Regions from separate parts of the Homo sapiens genome. Here region 2 is linked to region 1. Evidence: chromatin loops called from intact Hi-C (ENCODE). Cell type or tissue: dorsolateral prefrontal cortex. All regions are shown on one strand.

What was found. Hi-C counts contacts between places; a loop is a spot of excess contacts. Peaks named below come from ENCODE experiments on the same cell type or tissue, not always from the same donor. Only the 100,000 strongest peaks of a DNase experiment are listed, where the experiment ranks them.
Region 2: a loop joins it to region 1, with 7 times the contacts of the local background. A loop is called at or near these places in 14 of 110 quality-filtered maps.

Annotation. Positions count from the first base shown.
Region 1 is chr22:33,297,768-33,305,767 of GRCh38, reverse strand. It overlaps LARGE1 (LARGE xylosyl- and glucuronyltransferase 1), which reads left to right. Exons shown (of 15, transcript NM_133642.5): 12 at 1,261-1,539. Among named protein-coding and RNA genes, the nearest start is that of MIR4764, 130 kb to the left of the region's middle. RefSeq lists enhancers at 5,506-5,875, 5,886-5,935. In dorsolateral prefrontal cortex, CTCF peaks have their summits at 3,357 and 3,564 (motif pointing left); DNase peaks (open chromatin) are centred at 2,429 and 3,567; H3K4me3 peaks cover 715 bases; H3K27ac peaks cover 812 bases.
Region 2 is chr22:35,145,780-35,153,779 of GRCh38, reverse strand. All of the region lies in intron 4 of LINC01399 (long intergenic non-protein coding RNA 1399), which reads left to right. Among named protein-coding and RNA genes, the nearest start is that of LINC01399, 81 kb to the left of the region's middle. RefSeq lists an enhancer at 5,037-5,086. In dorsolateral prefrontal cortex, a CTCF peak has its summit at 3,072 (motif pointing right); a DNase peak (open chromatin) is centred at 3,079; H3K27me3 peaks cover 1,279 bases.

The sequences.
Region 1 (8,000 bases):
CTGGTGAATATCTTAATCCTCCCTATTGAACGAGGAAGCAAATCTGGGCAGTGCCACTTAACAGAATTACTGAGAGAAAACTCTGGAAGTCATCAAAAAGGCCATTGAAACAAGATAGGTGTGCCCATTTCCTTTTGTTTAGAAGCATGGAAATGCATGGAATCGATTTCCTGGTAATCGTCCGAATAAAGTGGGCATTCTGACCAGGAGACTGCTGATTACGTACCTCTTGCTGGGTAAGGAAAAACAATTCAAGTAGGCTTTTGCTGTTTCTTAGCCATAGATTTTATGTACCAGACGCTTCTAACGCCTTTGAAAGAAAATATCTTTATAGATTTATCTTCAGACGTCTTTGCAGAACCCTCTCTGTTGCAAACCCTCCACACACACCTTTTTTTTTTTTTTTTTTAATTTTTTCCCTGGGCTCTATTTTTCCCCCTCTCCCTGGCTCAGCATCTCTGAGGTAGCCTTGCACAGTTGCCTGGCGCCCTGGGGTAGTAGGGGCTCTGAAGACGAGTGATGCAGACAGCATCACCCCAGGTAGACTTTTGTTTCCAACATTCACATATTTTTCTATTCCCTTTTTTAGTGTTATTTTTTTCTCCCTGACTCCAAGGTCCCATCAGGGTACCTGTCTACACATGTCTGGCCTCTAAGTGTAAGAGGCCAAGCTGATTGAACATACGGCACGTCCGTTCCTCCATCAGGAAAATGGGGAGAATGACAGCTAGTGCTCAAGGTTATTGAGAGAATTCTGGGAAGCTCCTGGCACACTGCAGCACATCTGTAATTATAGTTGTTGTAGCTCTTGTGTTTACTGTTTATTTTACCGTTCCTTGTAACTTAGCAGCCTCTAAGTTTGTGTAAGTCCTCTCTGGCTGGTCACTGCCTTAGGAGATCAGCAGAGCTTTTTTATACCTTTGTGGAGAGAGAAGTGTAGGACTTTGGGGCTGGAAGGGGATCTTCAAATCATTTAATATACTCACCACCTGGCTTTGAAACGAGGAGTCCAAGGCTTATAGTGGGATACAACTTCATATCACATGTTCAGTTGGAAGCAGGGAAAGATGAGAACCAGCAAGGTAAGTGTTTTGATGCCTGTTTTATAGGTAAAGGAACTGAGTGAGTCAACGTTGAAAGCAGGGATTTGATCCACAGCTGGTTGATCAAGTGTCACTGGAGGCAGAGCCCCACAACAGGCCCGGCGGATGATGCATGGATGGCCCAGGTCCCGCGGCTCACCCTCCCTGTCTCTTCCAGGCTCCAGATGCTGGAGGCCATCTGCAAGCACTGGGAGGGGCCCATCAGCCTGGCCCTCTACCTGTCAGACGCCGAGGCCCAGCAGTTCCTCCGCTACGCACAGGGCTCTGAGGTGCTTATGAGCCGCCACAACGTGGGCTACCACATCGTGTACAAGGAGGGCCAGTTCTACCCCGTGAACCTGCTGCGCAACGTGGCCATGAAGCACATCAGCACTCCCTACATGTTCCTGTCTGACATTGACTTCCTGCCCATGTATGGGCTCTATGAGTACCTCAGGTAAGGACCTGCAGGGGCCTGGCCATCAGGCCAGAAGGCACATAGGGCCATGCAGTGCCAGGACCAAAAGGCCCTTAGGGTCATCATCTAGTCCAACAGGTTTCTTTTCCAGATGGGGCAGCAGAGACCCAGAAAGGGGAAGGGACCTGCCCACAGCCACCCAGCAATAGAGTTCTCAGTGAACAGACTGAAACCTGAGTTTGCAGAAGGAAATGTTGATGGCAGAGCTTGGTCCAGCGAACATCTCTTTTTGTCTGCCAGTCTATTGCTTTTTCTGTAGCATCTATGAAAACATACCCTCCTCAGGCAGGCACGCGATGGCTCTCGCCTGTAATCCTAGCACTTTGGGAGGCTGAGGCAGGTGGATCACGAGGTCAGGAGTTCGAGACCATCCTGGCCAACATGGTGAAACCCCCCCCCTACTAAAAATACCAAAAAAATTAGCTGGGCTTGGTGGCATGTGCCCGTAATCCCAGCTACTTGGGAAGCTGAGGCAGGAGAATCTCTTGAACCAGGGAGTCGGAGGTTGCAGTGAGCCGAGATTGCTCCACTGCACTCCAGCCTGGTGACAGAGCAAGACTCCTTCTCAAAAAATAATAATAATAAATAGAAGAAAACATACCCTCCTTCTTCTGGTTTTGGACCAGACAACCTTCATATAACCCAAGAAAGATTATTGCCCAGTCTTTTAAACAAATCTAAGTGATGATGATGCCTAGTGCTTATGGAAGTGTTTGCTGCGCGCCAGGCACTGTTCTGAGTGCTTGAGAGGTAGGATCTCATTTCCTCCCCCAAAGTCCCTGCCGTGGGTAGTATTATCACCTTCCTTTTCTAAATGGGGAACTGTGGGACCGAGACCAGGAGCCGTTGGCCCGGGGTTACTCATCTAGGAAAGGGAAACTGGGGTGGAAACAGCCAGTCTGGCTGCAGAGCCAAGTGCATAAGCACCATGACAACTGCTTCTGTGAATCTCCAGTGTCCCTTTCCAGCTCCCCCCACATCATGGGACGGGGTGTCAGCAGCTGGAGAAAGCACTCGGCTAATGGAAGGCTTAGATGGCTGTGTGAAGAGTGCATTTATTACAGAATAGTACACAATTCGGATTGATAGGAGCCATGGAAGTCATATGGCCCAAAGGTCCCATTTCACACATGAGAAAACTAAAGTCACACAGTATCATGGTCCAATGACATTTTAAAAAAATCCTTTATTTACTGCCATTGGTCAGCATGAATTATGCCAATACCTAGTGAGTGCCTGCCTAGATCCAGGTACCATGAGAGGTGATTTGCATATATCATCCCATTGGTTCTACACATCGAACCCCAGAGGCAGGTATAGCTACCTGCATTCTACAGGAAGGAAGAGTGGGGCCCAGAGAAGCAAAATAACAGTCCAAGTCCAGAGAGCTCACGCCAGGGTGTGAACCAGCGTCTGCAGCCCCAGGTCTGCCCGTCACCCTGCTACACGTTGTTGGGCTGCGCTGGGGTTTCTGTTTGTCGCAAACCAGGCAAGGTCTGATTTCTTTCTCTCTCGTTCTCTTGCTCTCCCTCCCTCCTTCTGACTCCGTCTCTCTGTCTCTTAGTATCTTTCTCTTACTGCCTCTGTCTCTTTCTCTCTGAAAAGAGCTTCTAGGAGTCTTTAAACTTTCTGTCGGGAAGCCAAAGCGTAGGTTTAGCCTGCATACCCTCCGTGCCCTGCGCTGTCTGGAGCAAGGTCAGGCAGCCTGTGTTCTCTCTCCAGCTTCTGAGTCCGTGTCCTTCCAGGGACATCTCCGGGTTTCCTAGTGTTAATCCCTCCCCTGGGGCGGGAGGAGTCCCTACCAGACTCTGTTAAAAACAGTAGGGTCAGCGACCCCTAGGCAGCATGACCCTGAATCGGGAATGGGAGGTGCTGTGGTACCCAGCACCATGAGCCTCAACCCCTGACCCACCAGGCTGCAGAAATGGAGCACTCCCTCCAGCCCCAGCGCCTGTGCCAGTGCCTGCTGGGTCTTAGAATCCAGTGTGTGGAGCCAGGGTGCCCCCATGTGGCCAGACGGGGCTTGCAGCCTCTGATGCCTGCAGATTCTGAAACTTGGGCAGCTTCCGGGATGACAGGCTCCCAAGGGAACAGATAGATGATGGGAGTGAGTGCCACCCTAGACTAAGAAAAGAGGCTTCAGGATTGGACCCCTGCCCACCCTCCACCCCTCTGGGACTCTTCTTCGCTCCAGCCAATTGAAAGTGAGCTGGCCCCGTATGAGTCTGTGGTCTCTACTCCCTGTGCAAGGACTATTTAATTATTTGACCTCATGGGCATCATGTTTTAAAAAGCAATACGTATGAACAGTTTTTTTTTCTTTGTCTTTCTATGTTTTATTAATTAAAGGCATCGTTCACTGCTAATCCAGACCCTACTTGAAGTGAGGTAGCTAGTGTGCCCTTCTACTTAGCACTTGCTTAATGCAGAGTCACTTGAGGTGGTAGTTGGCCTTAGCTACCTTATCACAGGAAGGTATGTGGTTCCCCTCAGGGGTTTTGAAATATTGCAAATTGCTTTTAAAACTTTATTACTTTCTTCCCAGACTTTTCCCAAGAATGCTGAGTACAATTCAATAGAGAGACCAGAGCCCTGGTCTCAGGGAGCCAGTCGTCTCTCCACACAATCGTGCCATTATTGCTTTATGGACGCAGGGAAGGTTACTAGGTATTCATATTTTTCAAGAGGAGTTGGGAATCTGGATTTTCATATAAAATGTTTTTTTAATGTTGGCAACTAATTTTTAAAAATTGTTTTTAGATGATGATTTGGAGCAAAAAAATCATTTCAAATGCTGTTGAGGCCGACAAAATATGCCTTCAGGCTGCCTTGACTCCTCACACCCCCACCCCAAACTACCAGAGTGTAACCTCTGACCTAGACAATTCCTAGGCACCAAAGTATTTATGAGAATCAATGAGGAATGTCATTCTCTCGGAAGCCCCAAATAAGCAGACACTGTTCTTTTCATATGACATAATCATATCAACTTACCCTTGGCTTCAGGGACATTTTTTCTGGTGAGTAGATGGATTCATTTCTGACCCAGACGTTACCAGTGGATGCCCCTTGTGCACACCATAGCATCACTGGTGGGAGTTGAGGTTAAGGGTGCTGTTTGCTGTGGCAGCTGAGGACTCCAATGAAGCCCCCAGACCCTTCTAGAAACTGACTTTCTCAGCACTGATCTCCCATAAAATTCTGTACCCAAGCTCTGTCAAGATATTAATATTGGCCAGGTGCAGTGGCTAACACCTGTCACCCAGCATTTTAGGAGGCTGAGGTGGGAGAATTGCTTGAACCCAGGAATTCGAGACCAGCCTGAGCAATATAGTGAGACCCCATCTCTACAAAAAATTTCAAAAATTGGCCAGGCGCGGTGGCTCACGCGTGTAATCCCAGCACTTTGGGAGGCCGAGGCCGGTGAATCACGAGGTCAGAAGATCGAGACCATCCTGGCCAACATGGTGAAACCCCATCTCTACTGAAATACCATAAATTAGCTGGGCATGGTGGTGCATGCCTGTAGTCCCAGCTACTAGGGAGGCTGAGGCAGGGGAATCGCTTGAACCCCGGAAGGCAGAGGTTGCAGTGAGCTGACATCGCACCACTGCACTCCAGCCTGGCAACAGAGTGAGACTCCATCTCCAAAAAAAAGAAAAAAAATTGCTGAGCATTGTGGAACATGCCTGTTGTTTCAGCGACTTGGGAGGTTGAGACAGGATGATCTCCTGAGCCCAGGCAGCTGAAGCTAGAGTGAGCCATGATTGTGCCACTGCACTCCATCCTGAACAGCAGGGCAACACCCTATCTCAAAAAAACACATTTGTTAATTACTTAAGAATGATGACAGTTACAAGTTACTGAGCCCTTACCATGTGCCAGAAACCCTGCCAGCTGCACTCAGTCTGTCATTACCTCTGTTCTTCACACTGCTCTTTAAGGTAACTACCATTACAGGTGACCAAACTGAGGCCCCAGAGAAGTTAAATGTTAGCATTAGAGGAGGAGGAAAGCAGCCTTCCTCCATGCCAGCCTGCTCACTCTGTCGAAGGGGCCAGGTTACTCCCAAACCCCCAGGGTACCAGAGCAGGCCGACTGGCAGCCCTCGGCTTGTACCCCCAAACACTGATTTATATCACCTTTTTTGGGGTTCTATTTGGTTACCAAAAAAAGTTCAGCATGTTAGCTCTTTGAGCAGTTGCTTAGCAACCAGCTAATATTACAGCCAAAACAAACAGATCAATTGGAAAATAATGGAATAAGCTGTACGCATGGACAATAGCTGCAGAGTTTTACTAAAATCTCCTTCCAGCCCCTTCATCTACTTTTTCTGAAGAATGAGCTCCTGGATGTACAGCTTTCACTTTTGATCTCAGAAATGTCAGGCGAAAGTCAGCGGGGCATGGCAGAGGTTGCGCAGACTTGCCTTTGAAGCCAGGTTCCACAACACTAATCAAGTGTGTGAGTTGGGGCTGCTTGCTTCATCTCCTCATTCTTTCACTTCCTCAGTTAATATAGGAGCTAATGATAGCCTCCTGTGGGGCTATGGCGGGTGCCCAGCAGGAGTTCATTTTCTGCCCCTTGGCCTATTCAGTATTGGACTTCTGTGCTAGGCCCCTGCCCCAACCCAACCCCCGCCATTGCAAACTCTGCCACCTTCTGTGCAGCCTGGGTAGCTTCATGTGACCATCTCAATTTTTTTGCTTTCTGAAAATGAGAAACTATATATTGATACTACTCATTCTTTCAAAAACTGTGTAGTGAGCATGTACTATGTGTCAGGCAGTATGCTACATTGTAGGTGATGTTGCTGTCCCTGGGGGTCATTCAGACCTGCGTTTCAGTGCAGAGGACTCTCCCTCCCCTTTCCCTTCCCTCTTTTCCCCTCCCCTCCACTCCTTTCCTTCCCTTCCTTTCTTTCTCTCTCTCTTTCTTTCTTTTTCTCTCTTTTCTCATTTTCTCTCTTTAATTCATTTCTTTCCATACTGCTTCCTCTCTCTCTCTCACTCTGTTGCTCAGGCTGGAGTGGAATGGTGCAATCATGGCTCACCGCAACCTCAACCTCCCCAGGCTCAAGCGATGCTCCCACTTTAGTCTCCCCAGTAGCTGGGATTATAGGCATGCGCCACCATGCTGGGCCAATTTTTTTTTTACCATTTGTAAAGACAGGGTTTCGCTATGTTGCCCAGGCTGGTCTTGAACTCCTAGTCTCAAGTGATCCGCCCACCCAGGCCTCCCAAAGTGCTGGGATTACAGGCAAGAGCCACTGCTTCCCGCGTCTCTCTCTCTCTCTTTCCTTTTTTCTTTCTTTCCATCTTTCCTTTTTCTTTTCTTTTTTCTTTTCTTTCTTCTTTCTTTCCTTTACTTCTCTTTAGACACAGGGTCTTGCTCTGTCACCCAGGCTGGAGTGCAGTGGTGCAATCATAGCTTACTGCAGCCTCAAACTCCTGGGCTCAAGCAATCTTCCTGCCTCAGCCTCCCAAGTAGCTGGGACTACAGTTGTACACCACCTTGCCCAGCTAATTTTTTAATTTCCTTTTAGAAAAATAAACATAACCCAGACCCTATTGTCCAGGCTAGTCTCAAACTCCTGGGCTCAAGCAGTGCTCCTGCCTCAGCCTCCCACAACCCTAGGATTACAGGCGTGAGCCACCATGGCTGACTGATGCTGAGTACTCTTTATTTAGAATTTATTTGACCTTGGGAAAGGCACTTAACTTCTCTAACTTGTTTTATCTGTGAAGTGGGAATCATACTGCTTTTTCCTCTTCCCCAGTTCTTAAGGAACTGAGAAGATAAGAGCTAACAGTATTTGCAGAGCACCCAGGAATGCCCGAAACATTCTTTGTTCCATGCCTCTGCGTGGCCAGGCACTGTTTCAGGTGCTGGGGCTAGAACAGTGAACAGGGGAGACAAAGTTCTGGCCCTCAGGTTTACAGCCTGGTGGTCATTGCAGCTGTATGTGCCATTGCTAGCATCGGGATTCACACAGATACGAGGCTGAGAGATACAGGAGCTCAAACTAATAAGGGAATGACCCAATGTGGGTGCACACTGAAGGTCTCTAAATGAGGAGAGAGGAAGACGTGAGACATCGTGGCATTTCCAAGACCTGGACAGCTTCACTCTGCTGAGACTTTCCACATTCATGAGACTGGTACAGGTTTCTGACACCTTTCACTGACCCTGCAGAATCATCATCTTTTTTTTTTTTTTTTTTTTTTTGAGATGATGTCTCGCCCTTGTCCCCAGGCTGGAGTGCAATGGCGTGATCTCAGCTCACTGCAACCTCTGCCTCCCGGGTTCAAGCGATTCTCCTGCCTCAGCCTCCTGAGTAGCTAGGATTACAGGCGCCTGCCACCACGCCTCGCTAATTTTTGTATTTTTAGTAGAGACAGGGTTTCACCATGTTGGCCAGGCTGGTCTTGAACTCCTGA
Region 2 (8,000 bases), 1.8 Mb before region 1:
GTGTATGACTCCACCCACCCCTTAAAACTCTCCAGCAGTTTCCCTTTTCCCTTAAAATTAAACCCAATTCCTTATCTGAGCTGCAAGGCTCTTCTGCTGCCTGCTCCTATGCAGGGGGTCCTGCTTACCCCTCACTCATCCCACCCCCTCTTACTCTCTGTCCCTCATTCCCACCTTAGGATCATTGCATTTGCTGCCCCTGAGCTTGCTTTAGGAGCGCTGGCTCTTTCTTTTCATTCAGACCTCCATTTACCTGTCACCTCCCAAATGAGCCTGTCTTGGGCCATGTGGTCTGAAGTGGCCATCTAGCCAGCCCCTCTCGACACAACACCTTATTGAAATCCTCTGCATAGCACTTCTCATTGTCCAATATTCCACTTGTTTATTAGTCTAGTCTCCACGACTAGAGTGTAATCAGCATTTGAGGGGGGATTTTGTCTGCCTTGCCCACCTTGTCTCCCTAAGGCCTAGAACGAGCAATGCCTGGCACATAGCAGTAGGCACTCCATGAATTTCTGTTGAGTGAATGAATGGCTGAATGAACACATCTACCACCCTGACTGCTGGGAATACTCCAAACCCAGTGGAACACCTAGACCCTTTGCACAGATAGGATACCTGTAGCCACTGTGCTACATGTGCTGCCATCTTGGCCCTTTGCCTTCTGCCTTGAGAGATTGGAGGAATTAGGAGGGGAACACGTGCTTTGTTATGTGAAAACATGCATTTCCTCCGAAGTCCCTTAATTCCTGAGAGTTGGGAGAATAATTAAATCCCATTTAATGATTCAGTGTTATCTCACACTTTGGGTTCTGTTGTAATTATTAAGTAGGATCAAAAATAAAACGTCCAAATATCATAATTAACTTTCAGATCAGAACAGATGTCAGCTTGGGGAGTACTCACACCTCTGGGGCAAGTCTCTTTTTCTTCTTCCTGCAGCTGCCTGCCTGTCCCTCACCTGTGTCTCCCCTCCCTTCATCAACTAGACGTGCATCCTAATGTGGTAGGAGTTATTAAGAAATTATTTTAGGCAGATAGGAAAAGGGGTCCTTGGAAAGTTTTCCTCTCTTAAAGCAGCTCCAGAAACATTTCTTGTCTAGCAGGAAAGCCCCAGCTCTTAGAGCCCACCGGCAACCTTTGATATGCAAATGCAGGCCATTAGAAAGTGGGTCCACCCAACATGGCGATTCCCACTGTTGTCCTCTTGCCCTTGCCCCTACATGTGCCTGGCAACATGGCCGCCCCCATATATCCCCATGTGTGTAGAACATCATGGCGTTCTGCATTTGCATATTAAAAGGGCAGGGTGGGAGGGCCAGTTTTTTCGTGGGCTACATGAATGACACGCCTGGTCAAACCACTCCCCTGAGGCCTATGCAAATCAGACACCATCTTCTCCAGCCTCTTCATATACCCGGCTGATTTCTGCTGCACTTGGGGTCTCCTTTCTCGGCTTTGGAGCCCCCCCATCTCTGTACAGGGGAGCTGCTTCCTTCTGGCTCCTCCTTTCTTTCTTGCCTATCAAACTCTCTGCTCCTTGAAACCACTCCATGTGTAGGCCGGGCGTGGTGGCTCACACCTGTAATCCCAGCACTTTGGGAGGCTGAGGCAGGCGGATCACGAGGTCAGGAGATCGAGACCACCCTGGTTAACATGGTGAAACTCCGTCTCTACTGAAAATAGAAAAAGATTAGCCAGGCGTGGTGGTGGGCGCACCTATAGTCCCAGCTACTCGGGAGGCTGAGGCGGGAGAATGGCATGAACCCAGGAGGCGGAGCTTGCAGCGAGCTGAGATCATGCCACTGCACTCCAGCCTGGGCAACACAGCGAGACTCCATCTCAGAAAAGAAAAAAAAAAGAAAAACCACTCCGTGTGTGTCCATGTCATTTTATCTAATTTGACTCGAGACGAAGAGCCCTGGTGTTCCTCCACTCATCAGAGCCGTGTCACTAATCCTATTTCTCTGCTCATGTGGTCAACATATATTCACTGAGCATTGCTTAGTGATAGACTTTTATGGAGAACAAGAGGGAGAGAGAGAACTCCTCCTCATCCTTCAAAGCTTAGCACAAACTTCACCTCTATTTACTGGCTTCCTGGGTTCTTTTTTTCCCCACTCTGTGGGAGTTGGGTTCTGCCTTATTCCGTATGGGGTTTGCACCCAGTGCTCAGTGGAAGACAGGCTGGACACGTGCATGTCAGTCCCCCCAACCCCACCCATGCCGACTGCACCTTGAGGATCATGCCTGCCTTGTGTCATCATAACCCAGTGCCTACAGCAGAGCCTGGTACTTACTAGGTGCTCAGTAAATATTTACTGGTGAATAAAAGTTCTTATTCATTTCTCTGTCTCTAAGAATGAGTCCATCGTTGGGCTCAGTAAATATCTGGAGAATAAATGAGCAAAGGAGGTATCTTCAGATATGGAGAGAAAGAGGGAGTGAGGCAGGGGAGAGGGAGGGGAGAAGCGGGCCAGGAGGCCAGGAAGGGAAAGGACTAGGGGTCGATGAATCAGCTGGGGCGGCCAAAACAGAGTACCGCACACTAGGCGGCTTAAAGAATAGAAATTCACTTCTCACAGTTCTGGAAGATCATCAGGGCAGCTTTCTTCTGAGACCTCTCTTGGCTGTAGAAGGCTGTCTTCTCCCCGGGTCCCCATGTGGTCTCCCTCCTGTGCGTGTCTGTGTTCTAATCTCCTCTTCTAATAAGGATACCAGGCACGTTGGTTAGTGCGCACTGTCATTACCTCACTCTACCTTAACTACCCCTTTGAAGGCGCTATCTTCAAATACAGTCGCATTCCGAGGTACTGGGATTTAGGGCTTCAACATACGAACTTTCACGGGGACAAAATTTAGCTGCAACTGGGCCCAAGGCCCCTTCTGTTACTATGATGGGGGCGGAAACTGAACCAAAAGACTCTAAGAGAGGAAGGGATAGTGACTTTTAGGCTGCATGGCTGGGGACAGTGATGGTGGCGTCTTCCTCCTCCTTTGGTTTCTCCGCTGCTTCCTCCCACATCTTTGACACTGGACAGTCACGCTGAGCTCGTTTCTGGTCTTGCCACCAGGGGGAGCCAGAGCTCATATTTCTGGCCCCACTGCAGGAAGCCAGACCTGCTGGGGCAAGCCAGGGGCTTCCCACCCGGTCACTGGCACAAATCCAGGACCCCAGTTCAGAGGCAGCAGAGTGGTACAAGCAGCCCTGTCCTGAATGTCTAGAGTCCTGGGTTGGAGGGGACTCCGTGGGTGCAGCGGGTGTCCTGAGGCTTGTCACTTGTCAGCATTTATAAGAGAGTGAAAGATACAGGACTGGGGAAAGGGAAAAGATGAGCCGCGATGCAATTAATGATGTAATAAACAGAAGCTCAGTTCTACCAAGGGAAGAGACTTTGCTTATGGGAAGCCACGACAGCTGGTCAATACATGCCACTGTTCCTTCTCGCCTGTTACGTAAGTTACCACCTTCCCACCATCGAATCAGAGGGCAGGGGACAGATGACATAACCTCCTGCAGTCCCTTCCAGCCCTAGTCCTTGGTGCTGTGAAATTGTGCAGTGTGGAGTTTCTAGTTGCTATAGAGTTGGGACAGACTTTAACTGTCGAAACTTGGGAGAAAGTTGTCCCACATTGTGTTCCTAAATAGACCAGTCACTGGATACAGATATCCCCTTGGGGAAGGGGGCAGGCATGACCTAAGACAAAGCCACTCCCTTCAACCCAGTGCAATTCCAGGAAAGGGGTCATGAGCCATCCCCAATCCTGGCAGCTGGGGGAAAGAAGAGAGAACCCCAATCCTAAAGGAGAGAGCTGGGTAGCACACAAGAGTGTCCACTACATACATTCACCACCTTTGATAGAAAAAGATGATTTGAAGGACTTGGCAAGAAGCCACAGTAAGGAGAATATTATGGCTGTTTTGATCATAGGATGAATATCTATAAGATTTAATAAGATACCAGAGTTGGGATGAGCCTTAGAGTTCATATAGTCCAGAGAGGTCTAGTGGCATGTATATGGCCACCGTCCCAGTCTTGGCCATAGCAGACATCCCCAGTGGAGCACAGCCATTCTCTGAAGAGTCCCGTGTAGCCTCCAAACCCTTCTCAGCATGACCTTCAGGCAGCCAGTCAAACAACACTGACCTGCAGAAGAAAACTTACTCCCTCATTTTCCAGAGGAGGCCCTGCTTAGAGGAGTTGCTTATTCCCCAGCACACAGTCAGTTCTGGAATGAGACCGAACTGGGATGGGACCCCCGGTGTTCTTTGTGACAGTGCCTGTCTCACTGGATACGTGAGTAAGCAGCAGAGACTCAGCTCCATCCTCTTTTTGAACATCTGCCTCACCACACAAGGCCATAGCAGTAGGCCTACTGGATCTGCTGAAGTCCTCGCATGCCCTGCTCTGACGGCCCTGCACAAGGAGCGGGTGGTTTGTACCTGTGCCAATTTCTATCATCCTTTCAGTGGGTTAGCAAGAGCTTAGAGTAATCTGTGGCCGAGGCGCCAGGAGGCCCTTCATTAAGCATTATGAGATAATCCTGATTGTATCAAGGAATCTTTCCCTAACTTGGGAGAAAAGAAATTGACATGCACAAAAAAGGCAGGGGAAACATCCAAAGCTGTCATCGTCTGTCATGCTGCTATTTTTATTCCTCTATGACAGCTGGAGATTATGGCCAGATGTGGTAGCTTGGCAGCCCCCTTGCAGAATGCCAGCTGGAAGGGGGTTAGGGAGCAGGGGGCAGAGCCCCTCTGTTCCACAAATGGGGGGGTGCCCAGAGCTGACAAGTGACAAGCCCCAGGACACCCACTGCACCCACCGAGTCCCCTCCAACCCAGGACTCTAGACATTCAGGACAGGGCTGCTTGTACCACTCTGCTGCTTCTGAACTGGGGTCCTGGGTTTGTGCCAGCGACTGGGTGGGAAGCCCCTGGCTTGCCCCAGCAGGTCTGGCTTCCTGCAGTGGGGCCAGTGCTATCAGCTCTGCCTGCATTCACATCTCCATCTCAGGGTCAGTTTCTAGTGAGCCCAATCCAAGAAGCAAGCTGATTCCTGCATGTCAATGACCTGGGTCACCTGGGTTTCCAGGCTTCCTGTTCACAGACCTTTGAGAGAAGCTGATCAACTGCCTGCACAGCCAGCCAAGGGAAGAGACCTTGCTTAGGAGAAGCCACGACAGCTGGTCAGCAGATGCTGCAGCTCCTTTTCAGCAAAGTTACCTAAGTTAAAACCTTCCCACCATCTAATCAGAGGGCAGGAGACAGATAAAGTATCCTCCTGCAGTCCCTTCCAATCCCAGTCCTTGGCGCTGTGCAATTGTTCAGTGTGGGCTTGTGTGCTGCAGTGTAGACTGGAGACCCAGGTTCTGATTGCTGCTCTGTTACTAACTTGTATGACCAGCGGCAAGTCACTCCGTCTGTCTGAGAAAACGGAAAACTGAAGGGACCAGTTGGATATTTGGCTTGAAAACTCACCTGCAGCCCCTCCACAATTGCTTCCCCGCAGTTCCCCATCACTTGTTCTTACTTAATCTTACTTCACTGCCCAATATGTAGAGGAGATTGCGGGGGAGCTGCTCTGCTCCATGAGGGATGGCTGGCCTGGAGTCTGACCTACTTGTCCTACGTAATCCTGCCTGAAGATGCCCCCAAAAGCCCTCTGAGGAGCAGGGTTTAAAGATTATTGACCAGGCTGGGTGCGGTGGCTCACGCCTGTAATCCTAGCATTTTGGGAGGCCAAGGCGGGTGGATCATCTGAGATCAGGAGTTCGAGACCAGCCTGGCCAACATGGTAAAACCTGACTCTACTAAAAATACAAAAATAACCCAGGCAATTCTCCAGGCTCAGGCAGGAGAATCGCTTGAACCCATGGGGCACGGTGGGGAGGCTGCAGTGAGCCGAGTTTGTGCCACTTCACTCCAGCCTGGGTGAAAGAGCGAAACTCTGTCTCAAAAACAAACAAACAAACAAAAGATTATTGACCAGAGGGTCTTCAAGTCCCTCCAGTATATACTCCTGTATTAGCTTCCTATGCCACTCAAAACTTGGTGGATTAAAACAACAGAAATTTATTTTCTCATAGCTTTGGAGGCCAGAGTCTGAAATCAAGGTGCCGGCAGGGTTGTGCTCCCTCCGGAGGCTCTGGGGAGACAGCATTCTGTGCCTCTCTCCTAGTTTCTGGTGGCTGCTGGCGACTTTGATGCTTCTGGGCTAAGTGGCCGCAACATTTCAATCTCTGCCTCCATCTTCATATTGTCTTCTCTTCTGTGTGTCTGTCTGAAATCTTTAGATTTGGGGCCCACCAGGATAATCCAGGATAATCTCCTCTTCTCAAGATCCTCTACTTAATAACATTTGCACAACCCCTATTTTCAAATAAGGTGCATCTACAAGTTCCAGGGATTTGGTATCTTCTGGGGGCCATTTTCCAGCCTGCCACACCTAATAGGGGTGGAGTGAGTCATTCCTGGGAGGCCAAGCTGCTGGCGGGAGACATAGCCTATTGTTAGGGCTTCCTAGGCCAATCCAGCATGAGAGCTGGGGGCAGTCTGGGTGGAGGTCAGCTGTGTGGTCAGAGTGGGTCTTGTCTTCCTTCCCTGCCTTCATCCCTCTCCCTGCTTCTCCTGCACCCTCTGAAGAAGAGCTATGTTGTGCATCCCTCAATTTTCCTAAAATGGGATTCCAAAGACAAAATGGTCCAGAGACAGTTCTGGTTGGGGGGGCCCAGTCTGGGTCACCATTCGCCTGCCAGTCACGGTCACTTGCAAGTTTGTCCCCAAAGCTCAGCTCCCTTTTTGACACGCGTTATGAATTCAGCTCATTTCTGGATCATGGCCCTTCTGGGGAATAATAGAACATAAAGAAACCTCTTTCTAAAGTTTCAACACTTTTCATAAATCAATAGTCTAGTCAAAAGTCAATGTTCTTTTTTGGCATTAACTTTTATATCAGTCAGAGTTTGGTTAGAAAAACAGGAACCTCTCTGCGTTCCAGGCATGAAGGTTATAGGGGCTTATGGGACTGCGGGAAACGGGGGCTGACAGAATGGCTGGAAGATCCGGGGTGTCAGAGGTTAGAGGAGCTGCTGCCAAAATCCAGGGACATTGACACGGCCAGGAACCTGGGCCTGAAGTATTGAAGCTGGTGGTTCTCACAAGCCTGCAGGAAGTTGCTGCAACGCTTGAGGATCTCTAGAAGCTCCTTCCAAGTGCTTTGGTTGGAAGCAGCAAAACCAGCAGTTCCCAAGCAGCTACTCTTTGAGAATGATGGCTTCTCCTTCACTTCCGCCTTTCAAATCTTGTGCCAGTTCCCCTCAGTGACAGACTCAAACCCAGAACCACATGGGCAAAGAGATGCTGGAAAATGTGATTTGTAGGTTCCTAACTGGGGAGAGAGTGGGGGATGCTGAGTTGGAAACACACAATTCAGTGTGGTTTTCAAATGATTTTGCGTTTTCCAAAACCTGCCTCTCCCTTTTCTTTCTTTGAAAAGAGGACCTCAGTAGCCAGGGGATGGGTAAGGAGCCCCACAATGTTTTTAGGACAAGGATCTATTCATACTTAAGTGACGTGGAAGAAAGGGCATTTGTTGTGACTTAAGGGGTGCTCAGAGGTGGGGGCTGTTGGTAGGGCAGGGGCAGCAGCCTGGTGTAGGGGAAAAAGCATGAGCTCCACACCAGCTTGGGCTGAATCCTGGCTCAGCCCCTTGACTGTGCCCACTTCAATTTCCCTTCTTCAAAAGCTGGCACATAATAACCTGCCTCACAAGTTGTTGTATTTAATGAAATAATGGCATGTCCATTCCAGGATGTTTAATGCAGCATTATTCACACAAGTTAAAATTTGGAAATAACCTAAATGTCTATCAAAAGGGGAATGGCTAAATAAAGGATAGAAATCAATGCTATGGAGCAGTATACAGTAGGTAAAAAGACTGAGGCAAACCTATAGTACTAACCTGGAAAGATTTCTAAGACATCTAAGTGAGTGAAGA